2 separate regions of the Homo sapiens genome follow, and region 2 is linked to region 1. A link is an interaction called in ENCODE POLR2A ChIA-PET data of the cell type or tissue named here. Cell type or tissue: K562. All regions are shown on one strand.

Region 1 (8,000 bases):
CTCCCAGGGACATGGAAGGCCTGTGTTCCTTTCCCAGGAAGCCCCCAGCAGCTACCGTGCTCATGCCCCAGCATTTCAGGGACCAAGATCTGTAGCCCCATTTTGTGATCTTTAGTAAGACAAGTAAACACTGAACACTAAGTGTGCTTATGCCAACCACTTTACATACATGATCTGATGGAATCCTCAGCACAGCTGATGAGGGAGTTACTGTTATTTTCCTAGCCATACAGTTAGTAGCTGACACTACAGGGAACAGACACACTTACTGTCTATGAGGATCTCTTCTAAACACTTTCCATGCATTAACTAATTTTTTGGGGAAACTGAGGCAGAGCAGGAGCAAAGCCAGTTGTCCAGTGTCACACAACTGGTGGGTGTGGACCTGAAACCACTGGAGGCTGGGTGATTCCAGAATGGAGGGTTCACCCCTGCACTACCCCCTGATTTTCCAAGTGGGGTAACAGGTTCGGAGACAGTCAGGGAAGAGAAACCAGGGTGAGATGGGTTAGTTCAGATGAGGTCAAAGGTTGCACTCTCTTCTGCTTCCTGACAAGCATAATGAGAGGCACCCATGGGAACAGAAGCTCAGACATCTGACCCTGAGCCCTCTGCCACTCTTCCTTCCTCTCCTCTGGCCCAGTTGGTCTGAACCGTGTTGTTCCAGGTCTCACGGGAGCTGCTGTGGGACACAGAATGGGCAAGAGGATTTTTGTTCACACAAGGTTGTTCCTGGAGGACCAGGCGCAGTGGCTCACCCCTATAATCCCAGCACTTTGGGACGCCAAGGCAGGCGGATCACCTGAGGTCAGGAGTTCAAGACCAATCTGGCTAACCTGGTGAAACCCCATCTCTATTAAAAATACAAAAATTAGCTGGGCATGGTGGTGCTTGCCTGTAATCCCAGCTACTTGGGAGGCCGAGGTGGGAGAATCGCTTGAACCTGGAAGGTGGAGGCTGCAGTGAGCCGAGATTGCGCCATGGCACTCTAGCCTGGGTGACAGAATGAGACTCCATCTCAAAAAAAAGAAAAAAAGGTTGCCCCTCACCTAGGCACCCCGAGAGCAGTGAAAAGCTGCCTGTTGTGCCTCCCACAGCCGAGGCTCTGTCTTGAACCTGGAAGTGAGCCAGCTGGGCCCAGCCTTGCAGGAGGCCAGGCTTCCTGTCACATTGAAGCTCTGCTGATAGCCCAAGGCCACGTGCGGCGATGGCACCTGCTGGGTGGGGATGGGTGGCCTGGTGTCAGTCCTGCACTGTCATTGTCCTTACCATCTCTGCTTTCACCTGCACCAGTGGACAAACTCAGGCACACGAGGGGCTGCTGCCATCTGTCCCTCTGCCTGGCCTCAGGCAGGATCATTAGGACTGGATCAGGAGGGAGCATCAGGCCTGGCTTCAGGGTGCCTGGCAGCATGCTCAGATATAGCACAGCACACAGGCAGGACCAGAGACCTACAGAATAGATGACCTTTAAGCAAGACTTGAATATACAATAAACCATCAGAAATCTGCATCTTACTCCTTGCGGGGAATTAGGTTGTTGTATACTGTCTTGACTTTTTCTTATGTTTACAGACATAACTATGTCTTTATTTACATACATGCATGCCCACCCATCTTTTTAGAAAATGTTTTCATGTTTTGCTAATCAATCATTCATTCTTTCCTCCTTTCCATATTTATTTATTTATTTAATTATTATTATTATTATTTTTTGAGATGGAGTCTCACTCTGTTGCCTGGGCTGGAGTGCAATGATGTGATCTCGGCTCACTGCAACCTCCGCCTCCTGAGTTCAAGAGATTCTCCTGCCTCAGCCTCCTGAGTAGCTGGGATTACAGGCATGCGCCACCACACCTGGCTAATTTTTGTATTTTTAGTAGAGACGGGGTTTCATCATGTTGGCCAGAATGCTCTCAATCTCCTGACCTTGTGATCCACCCTCTTTGGCCTCCCAAAGTGCTGGGATTACAGGTGTGAGCCACCGTGCCTGGCCTTTATTATTATTATTTTTTGAGATGGAGTTTTGCTCGTCATCCAGGCTGGAGTGCAATGGCATGATCTCGGCTCACTGCAACCTCCGCCTCCCGGATTCAAGCTATTCTCCTGCCTCAGTCTCCCAAGTAGCTGGGATTACAGGCACGTGTCACCACAACCGGCTAATTTTTGTATTTTTAGTAGAGACAGGGTTTCACCACGTTGGCCAGGCTAGTCTCCAACTCCTGACCTCAGGTGATCTGCCTGCCTCGACCTCCCAAAGTGCTGGGATTACAGGCATAAGCCACTGCGCCCGGCCCCTTTCCATATATATTTATTGATCTCTTAGTGTATGCCAGGCACCTTGGTAAGTGCTGGGTATGTGGAGATGAGGAAAACAGACATGATCTCTCCCTCATCGACCTTTCAGCCCGGTGGAGAAAGCAACTTCGAATTCTGAACTGCAGTAAGAGCTAAAGAGAGAAAACAGGAAGCTCTGAGAGTTAATAACAGGATCTCTACTCAAGTAACATTTATGTGGGGATCAATATGAGAAAGAGCCAATCATTTGAAGAGTGTAGGGAAAAGCATTCCGGGCAGAAGGAACAGCATGAGTGAGGGCACAGAAGTCTGAACATTGTGTGGGGTGTGTGGGGAAGTCTGAGGCTCTTCCTAATTACAGTGTAGGGGTGTAGTTGGGGGTTAAGCCATACAGGCAGGGTAGAATCAACGTGAGAAAACCCCAAATGCCAAGCCAAGAAATTCTGTAAGCAACGGGGGGCTACTCATGTCACTTAGTTTAGTAACAGCGGTTCTAAAGCTCCAGCCTGGAAAAGCCCAGAATATTAATGTTCAAGAGGAAATCTCTGCTTCAAATCAAAGGCTCTTTCTCCTGCTTGCTGGAAATTCAAAGCCTGCCCCGTGCCTCTGAGCCTTAGAGCCAGACAGGTTGCCTTATTACTGATTCCCTACAGAAACGCAGCCCAGAGAGGCCAAGAGATTTGCCCAAGTGAAACAGCAAACCAATGCCAAACGCAGAACCTCAAACCCCAAATGCCAGCCTTCAGCTCCAGCCCTAAACCTGTCCCCTTTCACCTGGAGATTCTTTCTGGCAGGCACTCAAAGCAGGTAGGTGAGAAAATGCCTTTTTTTTTTTTTTTTTTTGAGACCAGTCTAGCTATGTCACCCAGGCTGGAATGCAGTGGCAAGATCGTAGCTCACTGCAGCCTTGACCTCCTGGGCTAAAGGGGTCCTCCCGCCTCAGCCTACGGAGTAGCTGGGACTGAAGACTTGAAAATTAAATAAATTGCATTCTTGAAAATGCATGTTAACACGAATTTGTGGAGCACTTACTTACTAGTGCCAACTACGGTACCTGGCCTGGGAAATAGACCTGCCCCGGGAGGTAGACCTCCCCGAGGGCACTCCCAGTCCTGGAGCCCCCAAACTTCTTGAACTACAGAAATTCCCCTAGGACTCCCCTCCCCTGCCCCCCACTCCCCAAGTTGCTGAAAATCATGAGTAACAAAGCGGCCAGGAGTTTCCTGTCTTGCTGAGCTGGCTTACTCAATTTCCCTCGTTTGTCCGCTCAGACCAGACGGGGCAAAGGGCAGCCATCAAAGGTGTCTGGGACGAGCCCGGCGGGGTAATGGGCCGCTAGGGACTCAGTCTGGCCCGGGTCTCAGCCGGGGCAGAAGGCAGCCGGGCGAGGGCCGCGGGTGGGGGGCAGGGGGCCGGGGACAAGCAGCCCCGCCCAGGCCGGCGCGCTGTGTGCACAACGTGCAGGGCTGCGAAAGCGGATGCGGCCTGATGGGGCAATCGCTGGCAACGCGCCGCGGGTTGTCAGCGGGCGCTGGGGGGTGGGAGCCCGGCGCCGGCGGGCCCTGCCTCCAGCATTGGCCCCGCCCCCAGTTCCGCAGTCGTGGCTGGGTTTCGGGGAGGGCGCCCGGTGCGGGGGGCGCCCAGGGCCTGCGCACACGGGTAGGCCCGCGTGCCCAAGCCCCCTTGCAGCCCAGGCGCCCTGGCTCATTATCCATCCCGGCCACTGGCGTTCGGTTCCGCTCCTGTCGCACCACCCCCTCACTGCTCTGACAGATACCAGGAGCTGGTGCCAACCCGCAGACACACCTGGGCAGCCCCACGTGGGTATCGCACGCGCAGGGGCACATCTGCCCTGCCGGGTTTGGAGAGCAGTTGCAAGTCAGCCCCTGGAATGTGGTCCCGTGCCGGCTGGAGCAAGAACTGTGTAACCTCTCTGAGCCTCAGATAACTCATCTGTTAAATGGGGAGGATGATAGCATCACTGGGTTGTTGTCAGGATGAAATAAGATAGAGGCTATAGGGGCGGGTGTGGTGGCTCACTCCTGTAATACCAGCACTTTGGGAGGCCAAGGTGGGAGGATCCCTTGAGCCCAGGAAGTCAAGGCTGCAGTGAGCCAAGATCACGCCACTGCACTCCAGCCTGTGCGACAGTGTGAGACCTGGTCTCAAAAAAAAAAAAAAAAGGCTACAAAGTGTTATATCAGAGTCACTAGCACTCACCCAGTAAGTGATAGCCATGAAGATTCTTAAAGAGAAGGGAACTGGGAGCTACAAAGCCAGCTGGGCTCACAGGCTGCAACTGGGGCATGTCTGGGTTTCCGGCTTCTTTTTTCCTTCCCTGTATCATATTTATTTTTTCCTCAATATCACCCCTCATCTTTCACCCAGGGCCTGCAATATTCCTTCGTTCATTTGACACACATCGGTTGATATTTGTGCCTGCTGTGAGGCATTAAAAACTGCTTATCTGGCTGTGTGGCACCCGGGAACTTTCCCCAGGCCACACCAGCTACACCTGTGGCCTCCTCAGCCTGGGTTGCTGCCCTGAGTCACTGGAGTAGGTCACTTCCTCTCTCAGTCCCTCCATCTGTGCAATAGGGATAAGAGGCCTGGCTTCTCTCTAGTCTCCTGGGACTGTCAGGGGATGAGTCAGATAACGGTGGGGAAGGCGCAGAGAGGCAGAAAGCAGCTCTTACTAGAGCGGGGCCCATCTGGCTGATGCAAGGCTTGCACTTTGCATGTAACCCCAGCCGGTACAAACAGGGATGGCTCCGGGAAGCGTGAGGAGCAGGGGGAGCAGAGAAGTCCCCAACCCTACCCGACAGCCGGGGTGTGGGATCCAGACTGGCAGCTTAGGAGTCTGAGCAGCTGGGGCTCTGTCCAGGCTCTGCTTCCCCAGCTCTGCGAGCATGACAGCAGGTTCCTGACCCCTCTGATCCGGCTGCCTTTTCTGTCACTCAGGGGTTGCAGTACCTCCCTCACCTAGCTGAAGTTGGAAGTGAAGGTGGTAACTCCCAGAGGGAGTGGAGCCCTTCCGTGTTTCTGGGAGGGGTCTGAGGGCTGGCCGGGGGGGTCCGGGTGGGGGAGGTGGGACCAGACAGGAGGAAGGCAGCCCTGGCCAAAGGCTCAGCATATTCCATAGTCACCTCAGGCAGGGGGTTCTAGGGGCTCCTCCCAAAAGAGTCAGAGACCCCTGCACCCTCAGCCGACCCCAGGCATGACAGACCCCGCCTCATCCCACAGTGCACAAGGAGATCACACTCAGATCTGGGCCCCAGTCTGGCGTCTGCCCCAGGCCAGCTGCATGACCTTGGGCAGGTGATTGAATGTTTTTGGGTCTCCATTTTTCCACTTGTGAAATGGGGATAGCGATGCCTACTTTGTAAAGCTGTTGTGAGGCTGGGGGAAAATGAGAACGATATCAAGTGTTCACAGTAGAGGCCAGCACTGTTGTGAGCGGCAGCTCCTCTCCCTCCCCTCCCCTCCCCCTTTCCCTATCACAGGTGGGGCCAGGTGGAATGTCACAGTAAGTCCTTGGGATAGAAAGGTCTACTGACATATTCAAAGTGCCCCCGCCCCCAAGGTTTCTAGCCTGATACCATAAGCTTTGATGGCAAGAGCTCTGTTTGCTTGGGGACTTTATATGCATGATTGTATTTGACATATGACGAGGGCCATACGTGGCATCCATTATATAGATGGAAGCGGAGGCAGGAGAAGTCAAATAGCTTGTCTGGTCACATGGCTAGAAAGGGTGAGTGCCAGGATTTGAAACCAGGTCTTCCGGACTCCAGCTCATCCACCACACACCCCCTGCCTGCCTCTTGCTTTTGCCCTGGGTGTTCTCCTCTTTCCTGAGTGGCCTCTTATGATGTGGAGTCCCCGAGGCCAGGGACGGTCATGAGCATGGCTTCCTTGTCTTCCAGGGTGTGGCTCAAGCACACAGTGGGTCCTCAGTCCACCCTGCTGACCAGGGAGATGAGTCCTGGCATGAGGGAGATGACTCATGAAGCCGGGCTGGGCGAGGGTACGTGCCTGTGTCTCTGTGTGCGTGCATCTGTGTGCGTGCACAGGGAGGGGAATGAACGAGTACTGTCTGCTGGAGGCCTTCTCTCTCCAAGCTCCTACCCCATCCGGCGCTGCTCCTGAGACTCAGCCTTCAAGGGGGCTCTGAGCCTGAGAAGCAAGGGTGGGGGAGGTCTTGGCCATCTCCCTCCCTGGCCTAACGCAGGGCCTGGTGGGGGCTGTGGCTGATGGCGGTTCCATGGGAAGCCAGGTCCTCCCTGGTCCAAGGGGAAGCTCTTCGGGCATCTTCCACCAGTCTAGGCCCTGCTATTTTTAGATGCTGTCCCCTCCCCAACCCTCCCCTCCCCATCACATACCAGCTGAGGGAGGAAGTGACTCACCTCAAGCCCAGACAGGTAGAGGCAGCCTCAGTGGGCCCCGGGCAGGCCTGGTTCCTACGCTGGGGTTGCCTTCCTGGGATCACCTCAGGCCTGCCCCAACCTGGGGACAACACAGGGCTGGGATGGAGCCCAGGGCCTTTCTTGGGCTCCTCCATTCTCCATCTCACAGGACCTAACAGGCCTGGGTCTCTGATGGACTGTGGAGCCTCTGCTCAACTCAGCAGACCTCATCAGGCCTCGGACTGCACTGTGGGCCTGTGGCCGGCCTCAGCCCAGTCTGAGGGAGCCAGACAGGCGAAGGGGACTGCCTGTGGCCCCACCCTGTCTTTGTGAGTGACCAGTGTTATGGAAAGAAAAAATACCTGGTTCAGTGGGGACAGGAAAGGTGTGATGACCCTTGGGATGTGTGTCCCAGTGGAGTGGCCAGCTGTCCCAGAATGCCCAGATCTGAGGGGTTTCTGGGGACTCGGGACTCTCAGTGCTCACCAGGAGAGTCCTAGGCAAGTCAGGACGGTTGGCCACCCTGGTGCTGCATTGCAAGGTATATCCTAGCGAGAGGGCAGGTGTGGGGAGCTTGTTTTGGTTTCCTGACGGAGTCTCACCTAGTCAGGGCCGCAGGACCCAGCCCCTGGCCAGCTTGCTCTCTCAGGTCAGGGCATCACCTTGTCCATCTCAACTGGAAAGAGGCTGGGCTGGGCTGTGTGAGAACCCAGAGCCCCGGGGCAGGCTGGAAGACCTGTGAGCCACTTTGGCCAGGGAGGATAGGGGCCTGTCAACATGGGGTTGGGTGGACAGGTTAGCAGAGGCTGGGGCTGGGAGAGGAAGGGCACCTACCCACATAGGGCAGGGCAGGGGGAGGCAACCAGGAACAGCAGGAAATAATGACAGGAGCCCAGGATGTGCCTCAGGTAAGCTTGGCCCCAGGTCTGCAGACTGTCGGGTACTTGCAAGGAGGAATGGGAGACAGTGTGGCGATGGCTAACTGGCAGGCTGGCAGGGCTTGTTGGTTACTTGGAGAGGCCTCGCCAGGGTGACAACCTGGAGAACTCTCGGCTGCTCAGAGAAGTGGACAGAGGACTCCGCTGCCCTCCTAGATCAGGGTCTGGGGCTGCCTTCAGGGACAACCCAGCTCCTGGCCCTGAGGCCTGCCCTAGGGGGTTAGGTCAGGGGAGCCGTGGCTGAGGCCCAGACCTTGCTGGGGACAGCCTGCACCCCCGGCCCACCTTTGTCCTCCTCATCCACGGTCCACAGCCCAGGGTTGGGGCGGGGGGATGGTCTGTGTCCCAGGCAGCAGCT
Region 2 (8,000 bases), 190 kb before region 1:
CCAAGGTGGGCGGATCACAACATCAGGAGTTCAAGACCATCCTGGCCAACATGGTGAAACCCCATCTCTACTGAAAATACAAAAAGTAGCTGGGTGTGGTGGCACATGCTTGTAGTCCCAGCTACGTGGGAGGCTGAGGCATGAGAATTGCTTGAACCTGCAGGGGCGGAGGTTGCAGTGAGCCAAAATCGTGCCACTGCACTCCAGCCTGGGCAACAGAACCAGACGCAGTCTCAAAAAAAAAAAAAAAAACCCACACACTTCTAACCAACACACACTTCTAACCAACAAAAAGACCTTAGCTACCACACCCTTAGCTGGGTGTGGTAGCTCACTCCTATAATCCCAACATTTTGTGAGGCTGAGTGCTTGAGCCCAGGAGTTAGAGAACAGCCTGGATAACAAAGTGAAACCCCATCTTTACAAAACAATTTAAAATAAAAATTAGCCAGGCATGACAGTGCATGCCTGTAGTCTCAGCTACTTGGGAGGCTGAGGTGAAAGGATTACTTGAGTCCATGAGTTCGAGGCTGCGATGAGCTATGATTGTGCCACTGCACTCCAGCCTGGGTGACAGAGCGATGAGGCCCTATACCTAAAGAAATTAAAAATTAACTTTTAAAAAAGAAACTTCAAGAGAGATTTAAAATATTTTAAGGTAAATGAAAATGAAGATACAACTTATCAAAATTTGTAGGATACATCAAAAGCAGTGCTCAGAGGGAAATTTATAGTATTTAGTGCATGTTAGAAAAGAAAAATGATATAAAATCAATAATCTAAGCTTCTTCCTTAGGCAACTAGAAAAGTAAGAACAAATTAAATCCAAATTAAGCAGAATGAAAGAAATAATTTAAAAAATCAGAGCAGAGGCTGGGCGCGGTGGCTAATGCCTGTAATCCCAGCACTTTGGGAGGCCGAGGCAGGCAGATCACAAGGTCAGGAGATCGAGACCATCCTGGCCAACATGGTGAAACCCCGACTCTACTAAAAATACAAAAAAAATTAGCCAGGCATGGTGGCGTGTGCCTGTAGTCCCAGCTGCTGGGGAGGCTGAGGCAGGAGAATGGCATGAACCCGGGAGGTGGAGCTTGCAGTGAGCCGGGATCGTGCCACTGCACTCCAGCCTGGGCGGCAGAGCAAGACTCCGTCTCAAAAAAAAAAAAAAAAATGAGAGCAGAAATGAAAATAACTGAAAAGAGGAACTCAATAGAGAAAATCAGGAGTGAATCCTAATGTAAACGGCGGACCATGGGTGATGATGTGTCAATGTGGCCTATCGATTTTAAAGATGTACCAATGTGGTATCAGATGCCAATAGTGGGGGAGGCTGTGCGTGTGCAGGGATGGGGGCATTTGGGAACACTGTACTTTCTGCTCAATTTTGCTGTGAACCTGAAACTGCTCTAAAAAATAAAGTTTATTAAATTTTTTAAAAAGTGACCGCATAGTTCTAAATCTCACCCCCCTTCTCTGTCCTCTAGAAAAAAAAAATTGAATTTATCTTTTCAACACTCTTCTAATACTTCAAAACAAAATATTCATTCAAAACAAGTCTCTCCCCTGAGAGTGTTTAAGAAGTTAATTGTGCTTTCGTTCCCTTAGGACAGACTGACTAAAGAGTCTCCCGGGAGGAGCATGGGAGGCAGGCTCCACTCTTTGACCTTGGTAGTAGTCACATTGTTCATTTTATGACTATTTGTTAAACATTAAATGTACGTCTCATGTACATATATAAATATACACATATATATTTCAGCAAAAAAGAATAAACAGTATTTTTAAAAGCTTCCTTCATAAAAATGTCTCTAAGTAAAGCAAACTAAATAAAGATCTCATTGAAATTTATTCATTATAATTGCCCTTTTAAAGGCTCTGAAGAACAGAGATGGGACAAAACCAAAACTGAATGAAATACTTGGGTGGCTCATTCACATCTTTCAAGAAAAGTCTCAATGTGGCTAGAGATTTAAAACATATTTTCAGGGGAAAGTATTTAAAATTAATACAGTTAGTTTAGTACTGCCAGTCTCTTCTTTCTCTAAATTAAAAGATTCTTATATATAAAATAGAAAAGGTACAAATTCATCTCCCTTTTACATGGCTTATATTTTCCAGGATTTCTAAGTGTCTAAAGAAATGGCACTTTTACACTATCCTCTGACTTTAGACCTATAGTACTTTCCATTCTTTCCCAAATATATCACTGTGCCTTTATTTGTACCATATCACCTTCTCTGATGAGTACAACCTAGGGCTCTAATGCCTCCTCTTCACTCTGCAGTCAGAAGCTATGCTTTTGAACAGTTAACATTGTACCCCTGGTTCAATCTGCTGAGAGCACAATCTTGGAATACTGATTCTATTGCTTAAGACCCCAAACAGACTGTCATTACCTCTCTCCCCAGAAGCTGGCAATTAATGACCATTTTACTTCTAGCTAGTGAGGGAGCATTTACTTCCAGGCAGTGTGTCTTTAGGTCAGCATGATTTCTCCAATTATAAATTTATCACTGCCTATGGCTAAACAAACAACATCTTTTTTTTTTTTTTTTTTTTTGCTATCTCTTAGATTAGAAATGGATACTCTCTGAGGGGACACCATCCCATTAATTTGGCCTAGGTCTTCTTCACTCATGCATCCTCCTTTTGGAGCTATCTGGCACTTTTCCATAAAAAACCACCATAACCAAATATGTTTGTTCTTTTTCAGGTTTGAATAACACAGGAGAATGATTCTAGTTGTCAGTTCTTAATTCAAAGTCTTTCTTAGGGCAAGACTTTCTTATTTTTAACTAGGAATAACCAGACACTAGTATATTACAGCTGCAACAACTCTCAAAAAAGCTGTACAAAAGAAAAATGTGGCTTCCATCTGCAACAGTCATTAAAGATTTCTTTTTTCTTACTAAGGCTCCCAGAACACATATTATACCAAGCCAAAAGAACCAATTTTCTTCATGGAGTAGAATAGCAATTGGCTGTTACTCATTAAATTCTTACAGCAATGAGCAATGACTTTCTTTCTTGTTTTGTTTCTCTTTGAATAGTAGATGAAGTTGATTTTTTTTTTCTAAGGCTGCCTCCCATCACCAGCATTCCTGATCCTTGGCCTATGCAGCTGTTAATATGCTGCACACGTATGCCTGGGCTCCTTAACAACCAATACAGTTAACCTTTCTGTTTACTCCAAGTCAGTTCCTATCTTGTTAGTGAAATTGATTTTTTTTCTTTCTAAGCATAATAATTTCATATCATACAAAAACTATATATATGAAGTTCACTGGTTTTCTAAATCCTGTTTTTATTTTAAGGGCTTCAGGAGCCATGGATTCTCATGTTTTAATTGAGAAAGACGTGTCCATTCATGGTAATGCCAAAAGGTGGGTGGACTATGGCTACTTCACAAGCATATTTAACTGCCTCTGTGTTGGGGGTGGGAGGTAACTGTTGGAGCCCACATTTACTTTTATTTTAAAAAAGAAGCTAATTCTCTTGATTGAACATAGGTGAAAGATTATTTTTCTGGAACTAGTGATTAAGGAGTAAAATATTAAATACTATACTAAAGGATACGTCATCATAACTATCTGTGGTCAAAGGCACTTGTCCATAACTCACCCCATGGTTTTTATATTCTAATTGTCTATTAACTATCTGTACCCCTCACGGACTGGAAGCTCCTAGAAGGCAGGGATTGTATCATAATGACTGTTTCATCTTTAAGGCACATAGTCTGGCAGATGGTATATAGTCAATAAGTATTTCTGTTAGTGTTGATATTATATTCGATACAAAAATCTAATTATTAACTAGCTACGGTTTTAGACTAATTGGCACACTCACTGCCCCACCATTAATGAAACAAGCTTTAATTGGCCATTATCCCAGATCAGGCAGATATGCCCAACTTCAAATATCTAATGGTCTCTACCTAAACACTGGGCATCTTTACGGGAGGCAGCAGAAAATAATGCTCAATTTGTGAGTTTTGAGTCTTTCTTTTCTGATTCAGATTCTGCTACTAACTAGCGGTACCTCTGGCAAGTCACTTTACCTTAGTAGATTTCATGTCAGAGATTAAAGTGGGGAATTGGACTAAATGGTCTCCAAGAACCTAGCTAGGTCCAGCTCTAAAAGTGATTGGGCTTGAATTAATAAGGGTATTACTGATATAGCAAGTCCTTGTCAACACCAGAGGGAGCTACATTCATATCATCACTGGGGTGGTTCAGAAGATTTCAGGGAAAAGCAGTTAAATTGAAAACTTACTTTCCAGAATGAGAGAAATTCTATAGCAAGGTAAGAGCTCCACACTGCTCATACGGCCACCCAACAGGCTCTCTGCCATCACCCCACTCTTACAGATGTCAAAGCACCTCACACCTGACTTGTACCAACACACAAGGCTTCAGTTTTAATTCCATGAAAACCCAGTTGGCTTTGAGCCATTCCTAAAGATTTCTTTCCCCATTCAGTCTATTTTCTTTCTTAACCAAATTAACAACAACAAAAAGCAAAGTAATTCATTGTGATACTGGAAAATCCCCAAAGAAGGGAGATAAAGGAGGAGAAAGATTCATATCACACCGAAGCTGTAGCCTGGAAAAAACAGTAAAGTTAACTACAACTGAATTCATTAGCAGCCTGCCACTCAAACCCAAAGCTACCTCAAAAACAAGAAAACTACTCAAAAAGAGAAAACATATCAAGGAAAGGAAGGACTCAGCATAGCTCTGCAATGCAGGTGCGGGAATGCCTGAGACGATGGCTGACACTGCCCTATTGGGCTCCATGGTAAGCAGTCACAGCTGCTGAAGAGTGATGTCATTAATTAAAGCAATGGGGTCACATTAGGCATTTGGCAAAAAAACTGTAAAGAGACAACATAAGGGAATGGAGGGTGGAATAGGGAAGAAAAAGTAAAAGCATTTCTAAAGCTAAAGCCTATTCTGACGTTATCATATACTCCCTCCTCCACCTCAGCAAAACACCCATAGCCTTGAAAATGACCTAAACCCTTACAGAGCAAGTGAAAAGAAGAAATGAAAACCTCTCCATTAGTATCAACTTATGTTTCTCTTTGTCCAGAGGAACAATGGCATGCTAACCTGATGGAGAAGGCATAAATCATGAATATTACAGAAGGGTAGTCTGTTAGAGAAAGACAAATGTAATCCTGAAGAACCCCTTTACTTACATTTCATAGATTAATTCAACACTCAGAAAGGCAAAGCTTCAATGGTCAAAAATGGACCATCTACTTTTTAGGACATAGGCTGTTCCTGAGTAAAAATGGCTTATAAAGCCACTGCAGAGATTGACTTTGTGGGTAAAGAGAAAAATCTACTAAAACAAGACAAATAATTATTTTCCACTTAAAAAAAATGCAAGCTCAAACCTCATAAGTACAGAGTAAAACTTAGGTTGAAATCAACTTATTTCTATGAATCCAAGTGGTTGGAATACCTAAGGGTTTCTTTTTTTTTTTTTTTCCTAAGTGTTTCTTATATCACCAATTTCAGGCAGGGTGCAGAGGCTCACACCTGTTATTCCAGCACTTTGGGAGACAGAGGTGGCAGGACCACTTGAGCCCAGGAGGTCAAGGCTCCAGTGAGCAGTGTTTGCACCACTGCACTCCAGCGTGAGCAACAGAGCGAGACACTGTCTCAGATAAACAAATAAACAAACAAACCACCAATTTCAAATACTCTAGAAGTGCCAAAGCCTTAAGAGGACCAGCTACTTTTCCTCTCTTTCCCTTTAGATAATTAAAAAAAAAAAGTATGAGAAAAAGTATGAAGAAGTATGAAGAAATATACGGAGAACTACTTGTTTTCCTGCCTTATTTAGGACATGTGCCAAAGGATTTCCAATTCACTCTGCTTCATACTGACCTTTAAAATATTTCGGCCATCAAATGATTCTCTTTCCTTGAAGATATATTTGCCTTCCGCTGTGTAGAGATTGTACCTGCCTTCAGCTGTAAATATTCCAAAGATAATGTTAGAAGCTTAGATTGATTGGTTGTTTTCTCTTGGATTTCTATAGGTACATAGGTACGACTAGCAAAATTTTCATGAACTACCTGGAAAGTGGCATAATGAAGAGGAAAAATGTCAGGCTATGAATCAAGAGACCTGGCTTCTAGTCTCAGTTCTGTCAACAATTCATTCAGTATACATTTATTCATTCATCTATTCATTCGACATTCTCCAGGCACTCACTATATATTCCTAACTATGCAACTAGCTACATTATTAGGCAAATTATGTCTCCATTGTGGACCTTAGTTCCTCATTGACAAAGTGAGAGGCAGGACTAAGTGATCTTCAAAGGTTCCTTATGTTCTATAGATCCAAGAAAAGTGGCATATAATTTTAAATATGTAAAAATACATAAGAGTTCACACATTAGCTAGTCAAAACTCATGCTCTGGGTTGATTTAAGGGCTTCCCCCAGAGGAAAAAGAGCCCTTCAGTTGCAATCAAAGGTATCCTTACAGATATTCTACACAGGAATGCAGCAAATCTATGACCTTAGCCTAAACCAAGCTGTGCTCTAGCTTCTTAAGTTAATTTGGGTTGCATATCTCAAAAGACATCCTTAAAGGTTGGCAAGGAAAAGAATATCAAAAGAGAGGGAAACAGGAAAGAAAAAAAATGTAACATCATTTCATGTCCTTCTCAAGTAAAAATTCAATACAGGAGAGTCCAGAGTACAAAAAATTCAAAGCATCCTCAAGAATTAACTCAGAATATTTTCTGAAATATTAATCATTTCCTACCCACTGACAGACCTTCAAAAATACTTATTTCCACATTTAAGTACGTTATTTTACTTTTATAAGTAAGGAGGGTACTAGGCCAGAATTGATGAAATACATCTAGAGTTTTAAAAACTCCATGAACATAATACATAATACATTTCAGCTAGCCCACTGGAGTTGCACATGGGTAACTATGGAACTATGTCTCTAATGAGAAGGATGCTCTTAATCAAAGATCCCAACCCCGTGCATATTTCACAACTTAAAATTAAGAGAAAGAGAATGTGTGAAGTTGCAAAAGAACAACAAATAAATTGATACCAAATAAATATCAAAAAGTGGAAACAACACAAATGTCCACCAATTGATGAAAGGATACATAAAATGTGGCATATCCATACAATGGAATATTATTCAGCCATAAAGAAATGAAGCACCAGGCATGGTGGCTCACGTCTGTAATCCCAACACTTTGGGAGGCTGAAGCAGAAGGACCACTTGATCCCAGGAGTCTGAAACCAACCTGGGCAATATAGTGAGACCTTGTCACTATAAAAAAAAGTTTAAGCCAGACATGGTGGCTCATGCCTGTAACCCCAGCACTTTGGGAGGCCGGGACAGGTGGATCACCTTAGGTCAGGAGTTGGAGACTAACTAGCCTGACCAACATGGTGAAACCCCGTCTCTACTAAAAATGCAAAAATTAGCCAGGCATGGTGGCGCACACCTGTAATCCCAGCTACTCAGGAGGCTGAGGCAAGAGAATCACCTGAACCTGGGAGGCGGAGGTTGCAGTGAGCCAAGATTGCACCACTGTACTCCAGCCTAGGCAACAAGAGCAAAACTTCATCTTAGGAAAAAAAAAAAAAGTTTAAAAATTAGCTGGGTGTAGTGGCATGTGCCTGTATTCCCAACTACTCAGGAGGCTGAAGTGGGAGAATCATTTGAGTGCGGGAGGTGGAGGTTGCAGAGAGCCAAGATCACTCTACTACACTCCAGCCTGGGCAACAGAGACCTTGTCTCAAAAAAAAAAAAAAAAAAAAAAAAAACACACAGAAAACAAAACAAAAAAAGGAATAAAGTACTGATGTGTTATAACATGGATGAGCCTTGAAAATATTATGCTAAGTGAAAGCAGCCAGCCACAAAAGATCACATACAGCATGATTCTGTTTATATGAAATGTCCAGAACAGGCAGCTCTATAGAGACATAAAGTAGGCAAGTGGTGC

Evidence for each region. ChIA-PET counts read pairs that join two places held together with the same protein. Peaks named below come from ENCODE experiments on the same cell type or tissue, not always from the same donor. Only the 100,000 strongest peaks of a DNase experiment are listed, where the experiment ranks them.
Region 2: POLR2A ChIA-PET joins it to region 1 with 13 read pairs; 16 of 35 experiments call an interaction of 5 or more read pairs at or near these places.

What each region holds. Positions count from the first base shown.
Region 1 is chr10:72,315,970-72,323,969 of GRCh38, forward strand. No RefSeq gene overlaps it. Among named protein-coding and RNA genes, the nearest start is that of DNAJB12, 35 kb to the right of the region's middle. RefSeq lists enhancers at 3,116-3,165, 4,802-5,096, 4,846-5,265, 5,699-6,898, 6,861-6,910 and silencers at 3,516-4,075, 6,562-6,856. In K562, a CTCF peak has its summit at 1,315; DNase peaks (open chromatin) are centred at 1,162 and 4,912; H3K4me3 peaks cover 1,274 bases.
Region 2 is chr10:72,122,185-72,130,184 of GRCh38, forward strand. It overlaps ASCC1 (activating signal cointegrator 1 complex subunit 1), which reads right to left. Exons shown (of 10, transcript NM_001198800.3): 9 at 5,898-5,983. Among named protein-coding and RNA genes, the nearest start is that of SPOCK2, 38 kb to the left of the region's middle. In K562, a CTCF peak has its summit at 4,198 (motif pointing right); a DNase peak (open chromatin) is centred at 4,217.